Regions from separate parts of the Mus musculus genome. Here region 1 is linked to region 2. The links are chromatin loops, found by intact Hi-C in ENCODE. Cell type or tissue: left cerebral cortex. All regions are shown on one strand.

Region 1 (8,000 bases), 80 kb after region 2:
GAGAGCATGGAAGATCTTTCCATCTTCAGGAATCTGCTTCAATTACTTTAAAGACTTAAAGATTTTATCATGGAGATCTTTCATTTGCTTGGTTAGAGTCACCCCAGGATATTTTAAATTTGAGACTATTGTGAAAGGTATTATTCCCTGAATTAGTTTTCAGTTCATTTGTCATTTGTATATAGGAGGGCTACTGTTACTGAATTGTTTTGTTTTTGTTTTGTTTTGTTGTTTTTTTAGTTAATCTTGTATCCAGCTACTTCATTGAAAGTTTTTATTGGCAGAAGGAACTCCCTGGTGGGATTTTTAAGGTCACTTGCATATAATGTCATATCACCTGCTAATAACAATACTTTGGACTTCTTCTTTTCCAATTTGTATCCCCTTGATCTCCTTCAGTTGTCTTATTGCTCTAGCTAAAACTTCAAGTACTATACAGAACAGATATGGAGAAAATGGACAACCTTATCTTGTTCCGGATTTTAATGGAATGCCTTTATTTAATTGATATTGGCCATATGCTTGCTGTACATTTCCTTTATTATGTTTAGGTACATCCCTTACATCCCTAATCTGTCTGGGACTTTTACCATGAGGGGAGTTGGATATTGTTAAAGGCCTTTTCTGCATCTAATGAGATGATCACATGGGATTGTTTCTTTTTCTTTTTTCAATCAATGGGAGAGGTAGACTGTAGCAGGCTTACATCATCTCACTTGCTTAGCACACACACACATACCTTTATATATGTTTGAATTGTTCAAATTTTAGTCTGTTTTGTCTCTAAATCAGAAAGTTTATTTTTATTGTGATATTGATACATTTCGAATTTTCTTCCATGTTATTTGTGTTTCCTTTGGTACTATTATCTATAACTCTAAGCTACATCTTAAGGATATTATACAATTTTCACGGACTCTTCTTTAATATCTAAAGTAGAGACAAAATTATGTTAATAATATGTTATCTTAATTACACAAAGTAAACATTTAACAATCCCTGTTCAATCAATATAATTTAATAATATTCATTGAACACTAGTTATAGGTTTAATAGCAAAATAGAACAAAATTACTGCCCTTAGTTGATATTACAGTAGCAGAAATAAGAGATAAGCTGGTGTGATAGAAGACAAAAAAGCCATGAGAAGGAGTGAGTGCACTGGTCACACTATGGGAAAGAGTGGGTATACTGGTCACATGATGGGAAGGAGTGTGTACACTGGTCACATGATTGATAGGATCAGTGTGTGCACTAGTCAGATGCTGTGACAGTTGTTAACTGGCAGGTGACTTCTCATCTGTCTTGGAGAAGTCCCACTGCTTCCTCCCTCAGATGCTTCCACTGTGTCACAATGCAGAGTGCCTTAACATCTCAGTTCTGAGATTTGCTCCTTGTTGGCTCAGCAAATATGGACCATATCTGCACCAAACTCTGGGGTGCCTAGATAAGCAGTAACATAACGGTACCCACAAGATGTCTCTAGGGCTATTTCTTTATTTCCTCTAAATTAGATAAGGATAAGAATATGTTTGTCTATCTCTTTCATAAATACTTCTTTATAGCTTTATTGATTACCAGGTACTATAGTAGTTGCTAGGTTAACAGCACAGACATGGACTCTGTTCGCTTGGGTTCTAAATGTAATGAAAAGCAAATGTTTGAACAGCTGCAGGTTAACCTGGCTATAGTATGGAAACGATTGGACAGAGGAGGATTGGGGCCAGGAGACCAGAAGAAGGACAAATAACCCAAGCAAAGCATCAAACTGGTGTAGGTGGGGGCAGAGGCATGAGGAACTAAATCATAGTGGCACTAACCATCTGACACTGAGGAGGTCAAGCTGACAGTATGGGGGAACTGGCCCACATGCAGTGCCATTAACAGGTGTGAGTTGGGAATGCAGATCCTAAGGTTAAAGAACATGAAAGATGTCTTGGCCAAGACCCATGTATTGGAACCCTCATGAGATGGTTCAGGAATAGAGATATTGAGTTTTATGCTATCAGCAATAAATGGTAATGAGGCCTCAGGGATAGATGACATCACTCAGGCATGTGTAAAATGTAGAGTGAAGACAGCCTAAAAGGAGGCTGAAAAGCTTGCTTTCCTTAAAAGAGTTGATCACCTCTGAACAGCATGAAGGAGGGGTGCTGTGAGCATGTGCAGACCAGAAAGTTCTAGTATTGAGGAACTCAGGCATGAGTGGGCCTCAGCTTCAGAGGATCCTTGTTAAGAAAAGCCTGAAGTGTGCTTGTCCAACTAGCAGCACCAAAGTCATCTGTGTTCTTGTGGTAAATAAACATGTTGTATGGCTTGTTGATTGGTGTGGGAGATGAGGAAGCAAACACAGCACAGGAGATCTTTCTATGATTGGAGAGGGAGGTGGGTGATTCTCAGAGAAGAGCATGAAGAGTAAAAGAAAGCTTTGTTCTTCATCATTGTTGATTTGTTCATTTCCAGTGGGAAAAACTGGGGTGTTTAAAAAGTAGGGATACAGGAGGGGTAGAGCCAAAAGAACACAGCCCTAGAAAGAGGGTATAGTAAAGGAATGAAGGGTGGCTCTTCCTCTGCAATAAGAAACAAATATGTGCTTGCTGCAGTCTCCAACCCACAGAGACAAGAACGACACAGACACCAAGTCCATCCGGTTCACGCAACAGCTTCTTTTACTCGCAGCTTTCTCTCTTACAGCTCTCTCCACTCGGGGCAAGGGCAACAACAACCCTCCTATACTCGCACTGACTGACCTCATCTCGCTCCACCCCACCTCATCCAGGCACAAGCTCAGGTCGGTCTGACAGGTCCGGATCACAACAGTCCAGCCTGGTAGGCAGCCCACGCATGCAGCCTCACTGCGCATGCTCGGGCAAGGCAGTAAACATGTGCGGGTCCTGGCAATGAGCCAGGGCGCCATCTAGGCCCATGTGGCCGCAACCGCCTCCCGCATGTGCTATGATCAGATACAGTTAGTGGGATAAGAGGATATTTGTGGTTTGTCCCTTTTTTACTGTAAGGTGGGAAGGAAGTTTATCTTCATTACAGACAGGGATGGATGCAGTTTTAGAACAAATGCAGATTGAGTTCCTTTCTGGGAGAGATGAAAAAGGGACTAGAGACATTATCAAGATGTGCAGGAAGTATGAAGGACCCCTGGGAGCTAGGGCAGTTATGTGATTCTCTGAAGAAGTGTTTGGCACCCTGGACTCAAGGGTAGAGTAGGCAGTCATCCAGAACTGGGACTTCATCAGAATTAAGATGCAGAGGCAATAGGCAAGGGACACAAGAGTATTGGAAGGAAAGTGGCTGAAGAGACAAAATGCGCAACCCAAATTCAATAGGTAAGAGAGGAAGTGAGCACACAGAACATGCGACCAAGGGGTCAAAGAACTGAAATGTTGAGAATAATTCAGAAGAGGTTTCAAAAGATAGGAAACTACAGACTACAGCTACTGGGGTGTCAAGCTGCAGTGGGAGTTAGAGAGAGACTGAATGTTGGATGAATCATCTGCCTGCACACAAAGTCACCTAGTAGGGGAGTAGGATTTAAGCCAGATGTTCTGAGTCAGAAGAGAGACGGAAGCACTGCACAGAGTAGTGTGCGGGTGGTGTTGGAGGACGACTTGTGACAGTCAGTTCTCTCTTCCATGATGTGAGTTCTAGGGATTGAACTCAGGTAATGAGTCTTGGGTACCCTTACCCACTGATACATCTCACCACGCCAATGAATAAAGTGCATTATTAACCACACTTTATACCAATACATCCCTAATTTCTTCCTGCAACCATATATACATTCATTGAAATTCAAGGCACATTCTGAAAAGAACACCAACCTAAACTATATAGCTCATTAATTAGCATGTAGCAATTTTTCCTGTATGACTACTTACTACACAATCAAAAATGAGAACATTTTTAAATACCTACTACCAACTCTGTTTCCTTCCTCCCTCTCTCCCTCTCTCTCTTTCTCTCTTTCTCTCTTTCTTTCTTTCTTTCTTTCTCTTTCTTTCTTTCTTCCTTTCTTTCTTTCTTTCTTTCTCTTTTTCTCCTCCCTCCCCTCCCTTCCTTCCTTCCTTCCTTCCTTTCTTTCTTTCTTTCTTTCTTTCTTTCTTTCTTTCTTTCTTTCTTTCTCTCTCTCTCATTCTATCTATCTTCTTTTGTTTTTTGTTTTTTTGTTTTTTTCAGAAACAATGGTAACTCAATCTCTAGGCACAACAATTAAAACCTAATCTTGTAAGCCTTATTAAATCTGATTCCTTCAGTGGTGAATCCTTGCAGATCTGCAATGATACTGGGAAACTAGCAGCTACATCTTACCTCTCTGCTGTGCCATTCTACTCTTTCCTTCTTCCTCCATCCAACTGGGAAGTCCCACCTACTCACCCAGTGATTGACTCTTTTATTCATTAGGAGACTGGCTTACAAGAACAGCATCAGGGTCATCCACAACACTTCCCTCTTACTGTTCTAATAAAAAAAAAACAGAACCTTTCTCTCAAATATAAATAGAGCACAACTATTATCATTTTGTAATATATAAAGTAGAAGATAGCCCTAACACTCAGTCCATCAATTTTGTCATTAAGATAGAACATTGTCATGTATCCTAAATTAAAAGACTTATCATTCTACACCTGACTCATGTCCTGGCTTTAGATTGTAAGCCATCTGAAAACCGTCCTCTCAAACCTATATTATCTTTCTCAGTGCTAAACAACTTTGATTGGCTATGAGATTACCAGTCTTCAACCCCATCAGAAATCCAAGAACAACTAATACTACCTGAAAATATGAGAAGCACAAAATGTAGCTTCCAAAACTTAGCCAATCTATAGAGAGCGCTGATCACCTGGACAGTCCCTGTACTTCAAAATGTTGGAGCGTCGACAGGTCTTCAGCCTTCTGGCCCAGGATCATCTGACAGACCTTTGTAATGCAAAATTTTGAAGGGCTGATTACTCTGTTGTGGCAGAGATTGTCAGTTGACTATTCCACATAGTGTGTCCTTTTTCTGGACAGTATTTTGTCTGTACATGAAATGAGGCAATTCTTGCCTAGTGGCTGTCTCACCACAACTGGTGCAACTCCAATGATGCTCAATTTCTTCTTTGAATCCAAGAAAGGGAATGTGTCAGGAGTAGACTTGTCTCAACCACAAGTGAATAAATAACATTAAATGTCACATTCTCTGGATTTCTAATGTTTTTGAAAACCAACTATCTATATAAAGTAATCTGGACTGTTCTACGTTAACTACTCTCAGCTATTGCTAATTAAAATCTCTGAAAACAATCTAACAATAAACTCAGAGCCATGAATTTGCTATTTGGCCCTTAACTCACAGACTTAATCATCTTAGATCAGTTTATAATAACAGTTACAGAAGGACTGGGTCAAAGACCTGTACTTTTAAAATTTTTGTATCAATAGAAGAAATTTATACCAGTGAAAACCTTGATTTTTGCATCAAATTAAATTCTGTACCAAAATAAGAAATTATGACTTCAACTCAGTAACAAAAAGATTTCTACAAAATGAGATTATGGCTATGCAACAATTCTAGCTATTCCTCCCTGTTCCACTTATGACCATTTCTGCATTCCCTGGAAAGACAACCTATAATAACCCCCTCCAGGCCCAAAGCCCAGGGAAATGGGATCACGACTCTTCATAACTTCTTCAAGCTGAATATGGCCATTGAGATATTGAGGGGTGGGGTAGGGAAAATAGAGTTGGTTGGCCTTAAGAAGGCCACACCAACAATTAATTTAGTATCTGATGTATGTGTCTTGACTGAATTCAGATGAAAGTCCAAGACATCCTCTTTATAACTTCTTTAAGCTGAATATGGGTGTTGAGATATTTGGGGGCAGTGGGGAAGGGGGAAGGATAGGGAAAATAGAGTTGGTTGAGTATAAGAAGGCTACACCAACAATTGATTTAGTCTCTGATGTCTGTGTCTTGGCTGAATCCGGCTGAAAGTCCAAGACATCCGGAGTTCAAGTGGAGACTCACCAAGGCTGTATATTCTGTAATATACAAATCTCAAAACAAATTTTTAGTATCATCAAGATAACCTTTTTGTTTGATTCTCTGGAATCTAGTTCTTCAGGGGTTTTCCTTTATCAAATCTGATCCCCATAACTCTGAAAGGTTAATACCTTAATCACCTTTTCCAAAAACATAAAGACAAAACATTTTTCCCAAATCAGCATATCCTTGAGCCAGTAACCAGAAAAAACAAAACAAAAACAAAAAAAAAAAAAAAAAAACAAAAAAAACAAAAAAAAAAAACCCAAAAAAACAAAAAAACCTTTATTTGGACCTCTCTCCCGGAGGAATAATATAACCACAAAACTCAACATCACACCCATTTTGAAAATTAAAACAATATAAAACAAATGAAGTAAATTAAGGTACTGCATGTGCCTATACTAGGTCTTTCCTATCTTTCCAAACAGGAAAAGACACTCAAGATTCCCATAGAGCCCACATTAGCAGAATATGAGCTTCTGGTGGCTGGTTAAACAATCTATACCATTTTTCCATTTATTCTTTGCCCAGAGCCATAGATATATTTTATTAATACCTGTATAATATCTGTCTGTTGAACTCTCTACCTGGAGCCACAGACATAGACAATTAATACCTGTTCAAGGCAGGCAATGATTATCACTGCAATCTCTACTCTGGAGTCAATGACTAATAGTCCCTATCCTAGTTCAAATTAAAACAATCCAAAATAAATGAAGTAAACTAAAATACTGCATGTGCCTATACTTAGCCGTTTCCTATGTTGCCAAGAGAATATAAAACCCAGTATACCCATGGAGCCCACGTTAGACAGAATATGAGTGTCCTGCAAGGCAAGTAACGCAATCTTATACCATCTTATGGTTCAGCTTTTTGCCTAGAGCAGCCAACTTGTTATACCATCTATCCGGCTCTCTGCCTAGAGCCACAGACATTTATTTTATTAATACCTGTTCACTGCCCTCTCACTTGATGTCAGTGACTAATTTTCCTTATCCTAGTTCTGAACCACAGCTGAAATTACCCATATGATTTGGACAAAAATCTGTATATAAATCTATCCTAAAAGCAAATAGTCCCAGTTTTATAAATTCACAGTTCAATCAATCTCTGCCCCAAGAAGTAGGCAACTTCCATTCTACAGCTCTCTGACTCAGAACAGCCTGCATTCCCCCACAGAGCCTACCAGCAGTTTCTTTGTTTCAATTCCTGTGCTTGAGTCCACGTTGACTTGTCTCTCATGACTCGTCCCAGCTACTCACTTAAAAAAAAAAAAAAAGAAAATAAATAAAACTCTAACTCTCAGGCTAATAATCTTAATTTTCTAGTGGATTCTTTCCCAAGACATTGGTTTGCCACCTGTAAAGGGGAAGTGACCCAGCTTGCTCCAGCAGTTATTCCTCTGCCCTAGCAGCCTGGCTGACCAAGCACTGGTGGGCAATGGCCAATCTGTTTTATTTTGTGGAGATTCTCTGGTTTGGAGCTCCTGAAATGTCTCCACTCAGCTCACTAGGTTCCCACTGGCGGAATGTTACCATGCTAATCCCATGCTTCAAATCCCCCATGGCCTTTATGGTGCACATCTGGCAAACCCGTGCTTTGCCACGGTACCTTTCTGTCTTGAACCCAGACAAGTTTCTGTGTGAAGGAAAATGCAACATAAACTTAGTTCAGAAACAATGGTAACTCAATCTCTGGGCTCAACAACTAAAACCTAATCTTGTCAGCTTTATTAAAATCTGATTCCTTTGGTGGCAGATCCATGTGGATCCACCATGATACTGGGAAACTCGAGCAGCTACATCTTAGTCTCTGCTGTCCAGTTCTAAAAGGCCTACTATCTATCTTCTTTATCTTAAATGTGTGGGCCTCCTTCCTCTGGGTTTTAGCCATAATCACTCAATGCTCACATACCTGATACATACATTCATGCATAAAGTATATGTATACATGATCACTTT
Region 2 (8,000 bases):
TCCAGAAAATGCTGTTTTCTTGTAGCTGGCTGCCGTCTCTGGGTCTGACAATCTTTCCACTCATTTTTTCACAGTGATCCCTGATCCTCAAGAGGAGGAGGTATAATGAGATGTCCCGTATAGGACCGAGCATCCCTTAGTCTCTTATTCTCTGAACCTTGACCAATTGTGGGCCTATGGTTTAATCTCCATCTATTGCAAAAACAAGGTTCTTTGATGAGGGATGAGACATGTCCTAATCTATGAGTGTAACAATAGGTCATTAGGAGTCATTTCTTGGTCATTCAATCCAGGACACATACATATCAGTGTCAGAATTGTTGATCTGTACCTATTCATCTGAAACACCATTAGCAATATTCACTGCATATCTTTGGTCTTTAATCTTGAGATACCATTCATTCCTAGAACTGTGGATGACATCCTGCGTTGCATCCTAGCCTAACACTGTAAGAATTATTTTTTCTCATCAACTTCCATGGGGAATAGCTTAACTGCTATAGACTTGTTATTTAAAGTGGGTAGTTGGGTGCTGGCACAACTGGTTGTTATCATGTAGAAGAAAGCGAATCGATCCATACTTATCTCCTTGTACTAAGGTCAAATCTAAGTGGATCAAGGAACTTCACATAAAACCAGAGACACTGAAACTTATAGAGGAGAAAGTGGGGAAAAGCCTTGAAGATATGGGTACAGGGGAAAAATTCCTGAACAGAACAGCAAAGGCTTGCTCTGTAAGATCGAGAATTGACAAATGGGACCTAATGAAACTCCAAAGTTTCTGCAAGGCAAAAGACACCGTCAATAAGACAAAAAGACCACCAACAGATTGGGAAAGGATCTTTACCTATCCTAAATCAGATAGGGGACTAATATCCAACATATATAAAGAACTCAAGAAGGTGGACTTCAGAAAATCAAATAACCCCATTAAAAAATGGGGCTCAGAACTGAACAAAGAATTCTCACCTGAGGAATACCGAATGGCAGAGAAGCACCTGAAAAAATGCTCAACATCCTTAATCATCAGGGAAATGCAAATCAAAACAACCCTGAGATTCCACCTCACACCAGTCAGAATGGCTAACATCAAAAATTCAGGTGACAGCAGATGCTGGCGTGGATGTGGAGAAAGAGGAACACTCCTCCATTGCTGGTGGGATTGCAGGCTTGTACAACCACTATGGAAATCAGTCTGGCGGTTCCTCAGAAAACTGGATATAGTACTACCGGAGGATCCAGCAATACCTCTCCTGGGCATATATCCAGAAGATGCCCCAACTGGTAAGAAGGACACATGCTCCACTATGTTCATAGCAGCCTTATTTATAATAGCCAGAAGCTGGAAGGAACCCAGATGCCCCTCAACAGAGGAATGGATACAGAAAATGTGGTACATCTACACAATGGAGTACTACTCAGCTATTAAAAAGAATGAATTTATGAAATTCCTAGCCAAATGGATGGACCTGGAGGGCATCATCCTGAGTGAGGTAACACATTCACAAAGGAACTCACACAATATGTACTCACTGATAAGTGGATATTAGCCCAAAACCTAAGATACCCAAGATATAAGATACAATTTCCTAAACACATGAAACTCAAGAAAAATGAAGACTGAAGTGTGAACACTATGCCCCTCCTTAGAAGTGGGAACAAAACACCCTTGGAAGGAGTTACAGAGACAAAGTTTGGAGCTGAGATAAAAGGATGGACCATGTAGACACTAGCATATCCGGGGATCCATCCCATAATCAGCTTCCAAATGCTGACACCATTGCATACACTAGCAAGATTATGCTGAAAGGACCCTGATATAGCTGTCTCTTGTCAGAGTATGCCTGGGCCTAGCAAACATAGAAGTGGATGCTCACAGTCGGCTATTGGATGGATCACATGGCCCCCAATGAAGGAGCTAGAGAAAGTACCAAAGAAGCTAAAGGGATCTGCAACCCTATAGGTGGAACAACATTATGAACTAACCAGTACCCCGGAGCTCTTGACTCTAGCTGCATATGCATCAAAAGATGGCCTAGTCGGCCATCACTGGAAAGAGAGGCCCATTGGACACGCAAACTTTATATGCCCCAGTACAGGGGAACGCCAGGGCCATAAAAGGGGAGTGGGTGGGTAGGGGAGAGGGGGTGGGTGGCTATGGGGGACTTTTGGTATAGCATTGCAAATGTAAATGAGCGAAATACCTAATAAAAAATGGAAAAAAAAAGTGGGTAGTTGGTCATGTTATGATATTTATATACACTGCCAAACTGCAGCATCATTATAATCATAATATTGTATGACGACCCCTTATTCCTTAGAGAGTTTCTGAATCTCTGTAGTCTAGCCTTATCCCCTAGCAAAACTGCTGTGGTTTTGAAAATTGCTTTGCTATTAATTTGCATTTAATTTTTTTACTTTGAATTACAATGTAATTACATAATATCTCCCATTCTCTTTCCTCCTCCCTCCTTACCTCTCTGCCCCCTCATAAGTTGATGGCCTTTTCCTTTGGTTATTATTGGTGAGTGTATGTGTGTTAAGTAAGTCCATAAATACAACCTAATGAGTTTGTTTGATGTTGCTTGTGTTTATGTTGTGACTTCAGGGCTGACCATCGGCTATTGAATAAGAGTTAGGGGCTCATCCCTTAGAAGGACTCATTCACCTATTTTTGGCAGTCACTGGTTGCCTGTAGTTCTTTGTCTATAATTATTTAAATATAAAACGTCCTTATGGCTTGTTTCAAGCATTCTTACTGTTATTTGTTCTTCTGTATTGCATTTTATATGAAAGGGATGATAAAATATATATTCTGTGTGCTGGTTCTTCACATAGCGTAACTAACCAAAGATTCACTCACATGATATTACATGTCAAGAGTTCTGTTTTATTGTAGGGTACACTTTCCACTTCATTGCTGAACATTTGCTGCTTTCCACATGGGACTGTCGTGGGTACTGTACTGTAGACATGGGTGAGCAGGCTTCCGCAGTCATGTTTTTCATTATGCCGGGTCAGGGGGACATGGAGGGGAATCTAGCTGTGGACATTGTGTCAAATGCAGATGTATATTTACCTTTTATAAATTGTCACATTTTAAAAACTGGTTGTAACATTTCTTATTGCCACCTGCACATCTTTGTCAACACATATTATGATAATAATCACTTCTTTAGTGGTATCCCATTGTGGTATCATACGTTCATTACCCATTTCTATTTAGGGGAAGTGTATGTCCAAAATTTTAGCATGTTTGAAAGTAGATGTCTTATCTCCTTAATATAACAGTCTTACATATTCTCAAATATATATTTCTTCCATGTATGACTTGTCTTTAATTCCTAGTTTTATAAGGACAAAATATTTACATCTGTCAAAATCAATTATAATTTGGGAGGGTCATGCTGTCTGTGTGCTAGAAAATTCTTGCTTATGTTAAGGTCTTAAAGATTGTCTCTCATGTTGTTTGTTTCTCCTGTGTTGGGGGATGAAAGTTTGTGAGGGTTCAAACCTAGGACCTTGCACATGATAGGTACAGTTTCTACTACCGAACCAGAGCCTCACACCTCCACATGATAGGTACTATTTCTCTACTGAACCACATCCTCACACCTCCAGGTTCTAGTCTAAGAAATTTTATTTTAGCTTTGCATTGGGTTATATCTGTGTTGTTAGTTCTGTGCATAATGAAAGATAGAGCTGAGTGTACACTGCCTCCCACTCCCTGCTGGGCTTCATTTGGAACTGCACTGAATCATCTAGATCAATTTTCAGAGCCTTTTATGCCTTAACAATACAGAGTCTTCTGACATATGGAGTATATGACATTTATCTCAGATGATATAGGCCCTAAAAGAATTCTCTGAGTGTCCTTTCTGTACAGCAGTGTAGAGCGATGCAGGTCTTTGATCAGACCCAGGCTTAAATAGTGTATGGTTTGGGTGCTATTTTAAATGGGTTTTCTGAAATGTTCATTTTTTAGTTACTTGCTGTTACACATAAAACTACAGTTGACTTCTCTATATTAATCTTGAATTTTGGAACCTTGCAGAAGTAGTTACTCTAGAGAACGACATGAATTCTATGTACCTAGTGTATCATCTAGAAATAGAGTTTTGCCTTTTCATTTTCCATCTCCTGTAAATTTACTAAGGGTTCATGTCTATATTCATGAAGAATATTGATTTATTGTTTTTTGTACTCTTTCTCTTTTCTATTATTAAGGTAGTAATCAATCTTATTTCAGGTTCTATACTATATTTCATACAAATATTGTAATTTGCTAAGTTGTCTAGGGCTTCAGTATCATGTATGTTGGATCTTTCTTTCCATGGCTTCTACCCAGATTAGCCTGTGCCTCATTTCTATTAGTTAGAATCATTCATTATATAGGCTAGGTGCCATTTTCATATCCTGAGATCTCATATCCTTTGCAGTTAAGATTGAGGTCTTCAGCAGGACAGTGGTGGTGCATGCCTTTAATCCCAGCACCTAGGAGGCCAAGGCAGGCAGATTTCTGAGTTCCAGGCCAGCCTATCTACAAAGTGAGTTCCAGGACAGCCAGAGCTATACAGAGAAACTCTGTCTCGAAAACAAAAAACAAAAAGGTTGAAGTCTTCATCTGTGATTACCCGAACATGTACAAAGTTCATAGAGCTATTTTCACATTATTATGGAGCATATCACCTGAGATATGGTTTATATCATTCTGGTACCATACTGAATTGTATAGTTGTGATATTAGCAAATGAGGGTTTTTTCCATTTAAAAACCTGATCAATATATCATCTTGGGCATATACTATATGTACAAGTATTATTAAATTAATAGGTATTTTATTAGATATTTTCTTTATTTACATTTCAGATGTTTTTCCCTTTCCTGGTTTCTCTTCCGAAAATCTCCTGTCCCATCCTCCCTGTTTTATTGTAGAGTAACTTTACAACCTGCTCATCAACCCACCCACTCCTCCTTCCCTGTCTTGGGAATTCTCCTACATTGGGGCATCGAGCCTTCACAGGACCAAGGGTCTCTCCTCCCACTGATGTCCAATAAGGGCTTCCTCTGCTACATATGCAGCTATAGCCATGGGTCCTTCCATGTGTACTCTGGTTGGTGGTTTAGTCCCTGGGAGCTCTGGGTGTCCTGGTTGGTTCATATTGTTGTTCCTCCTATGGGGCTGCAAGCTTCTTCAGCTCCTTCTTTCTGTTCCCTAGCTCCTCCATTGGGGATCTTGTGCTCAGTTCAATGATTGGCTAAGAGGATCTACCTCTAGATATGTCAGGCACTGGCATAACCTCTCAGGAGACAGCACTATCAGGCTCCTGTCAGCAAGCACTTATTGTCACCCACAATAGAGTCTGGGTTTGGTGACTGCATTTGGGATGGATCCCTAGGTGGAGCAGTCTCTGAATGGCCTTTCCTTCAGTCTCTGCTCCACAAGTTGTATCTCCTCCCATGGGTATTTTGTTCCCCCTTCTCACAAGGACCGAAGTATCCATACTTTGATCTTCCTTCTTCTTGAGCTTCATTTGTTCTGTGAATTGTATCTTGGGTATTCCGAGCTTCTGGGCTGAGTGTATGTGTGTTCTTTTGTGATTGGGATACCTCACTCAGGATGATATTTTCTAGTTACATACATTAGCCTAAGAATTTCATGAAGTCGTTGATTTTAATAGCTGAGTCATATTCCGTTGTGTAAATGTACCACATTTTCTGTATCTGTATCCATTCCTCTGTTGAAGGACATCTGGGTTCTTTCCAGATTCTGGCTATAATAAATAAGGCTGCTAATGAACATAGTGGAGCAATTATCCTTGTTACATGTTGGAGCATCTTCTGAGTATATGCTCAAGAGTGGTATAGCAGGATCCTCAGGTAGTACTATGTCCAGTTTTCTGAGGAACTGCCAGACTGATTTCCAGATTGGTTGTACCAGCTTGCCATCCCACCAACAATGGAGGAGTGTCTCTAATTTTCTACATTCTTTCCAGCAACTGATGTCACCTGCATTTTGGATCTTAGCCATACTGACTGGTGTAAGGTGGACTCTCAGGGTTGTTTTCATTTGCATTTCCCTAAAGACTAAGGATGTTGAGCATTTCTTTGGGTGCTTCTTAGCCATTCAGTATTCTTTGTTTAGCTCTGTACCCCATTTTTAATGAGTTATTTGATTCTCTGGATCTAACTTCTTGAGTTCTTTGTATATATTGGATATTAACCCTCTATCAGATGTAGGGTCGGTGAAGATCTTTTCCCACTCTGTTTGGTTGCCATTTTCTCCTATTCACAGTGTCCTTTGCCTTACAGAAGCTTTGTAATTTTATGGGATTCCATTTATCAATTCTTGACTTTAGAGCATAAACTATTGGTGTTCAGTTCAGGAAATTTTCCCCTGTGCCAATGTTCTCGAGGCTCTTCCCCACTTTCTTTTCTATCAGTTTCAGTGTATTGTTTTACGTGGAGGTCCATAATCCACTTGGACTTGAGTGTTGTACAAGAAGATAAGAGCAGATCGATTTGCATTCTACTGCGTGCTAACCACCAGTTTAACTAGCACTATTTGTTGAAAATGCTGTCTTTTTTCCAGTGGATGTTTTAGCTCATTTGTCAAATATCAAGTGACCATAGATAGGTGTGTGGGTTCATTTTTGGGTCTTCAATTATATTCCATTGATCTACGTGCCTGTCACTGTACCAATACCATGCAGTTTTAATCACTTTTGCTCTATAGTACAGCTTGAAGTCCAGGATGCTGATTCCCTCAGAAGTTCTTTTATTGTTGAGAATAGTTTTCCATATCTGGATTTTTTTTTCTATTTCCAGATGAATTTGAGAATTGCTCTTTCTAGCTCTATGAAGAATTGAGTTGGAATTTTGATGGGAATTACATTGAATCTGTAGTTTGCTTTCGGCAAGATGGCAATTTTTACTATATTAATCCTGCCAGTCCACAAACATGGGAGATCTTTCCATCTTCTGAGGTGTTCTTCAATTTCTTCAAAGACTTCAAGTTCTTGTTATACAGATCTTTCACTTGTTTGGTTAGAGTCACACCAAGATACTTTTTATTGTTTGTGAATATTGTGAAGGATGTTGTTTCCCTAATTTCTTTCTCAGCCTGTTTATTCTTTGAGTACAAGAAAGCTACTGATTTGTTTGAGTTAATTTTATATCCAGCCATTTTACTAAAGTTGTTTATTAGCTGTAGGAGTTCTCTGCTGAAGTTTGTGGGTTGACTTAGTATACTATCATATCATCTGCAAATAGTGATAGTTTAAGTTCTACTTTTCTAATTTATATCCCTTTGAACTCCTTTTGCTGTCTAGTTGCTCTAGGTAGAACTTCAAGTACTATATTGAATAGCTAGGGAGAGAGAATGCAGCCTTGTCTAGTCCCTGATTTTAGTGGGATTGCTTCAAGTTTCTCTCCATTTAGTTTGATGTTGGCTACTGGCTTGATGTATATTGCTTTTTCTATGTTTAGGTATGGGCCTTGAATTCCGGATCTTTCAAGGACTTTTAAAATAAAGGGATGTTGAATCTTGTCAAATGCTTTTTCAGCATCTAATGATCACGTGGTGTTCTTCTTTGAGTTTGTTTATGTGGTGGATGGATTTCCATATATTGATCCATCCCTCCATACTAATGGATCCTGGTGGGTTATCGTTTTGATGTGTTCCTGGATTTGATTGGCAAGAATTTTATTGAGTATTTTTGCATCAATATTCATAATGGAAATTGGTCTGAAGTTCTCTTTATTTGTTAGGTCTTTGTGTGGTTTTGGTATCAATGTAATTGTGGCTTCATAGAAAGAATTTGGGTAGTGTTCCTTCTGTTTATATTGTGTGGAATAGTTTGAAGAGTATTGGTATTAGGTCTTTTTTGAAGGTTTGATAGAATTCTGCACTAAAATCAGATGGTTCTGGACTTTTTTTTTTTTGGGTTGGGAGACTTTTAATGACTACTTCTATTTCTTTAGTTGTTATGGGACTGTTT

What was found. A loop is a pair of places that touch in the nucleus more often than their neighbours do. Peaks named below come from ENCODE experiments on the same cell type or tissue, not always from the same donor. Only the 100,000 strongest peaks of a DNase experiment are listed, where the experiment ranks them.
Region 1: it touches region 2 in a loop (2.3-fold over the local background); 2 of 42 quality-filtered maps call a loop at or near these places.

Annotation. Positions count from the first base shown.
Region 1 is chr13:90,988,690-90,996,689 of GRCm38, reverse strand. All of the region lies in intron 5 of Atg10 (autophagy related 10), which reads left to right. Among named protein-coding and RNA genes, the nearest start is that of Gm46434, 61 kb to the right of the region's middle. In left cerebral cortex, no CTCF peak of the experiment used is centred here; DNase peaks (open chromatin) are centred at 2,837 and 3,528; H3K27ac peaks cover 1,130 bases.
Region 2 is chr13:91,068,274-91,076,273 of GRCm38, reverse strand. All of the region lies in intron 3 of Atg10 (autophagy related 10), which reads left to right. Among named protein-coding and RNA genes, the nearest start is that of Gm46434, 140 kb to the right of the region's middle. In left cerebral cortex, a CTCF peak has its summit at 3,736; a DNase peak (open chromatin) is centred at 3,711.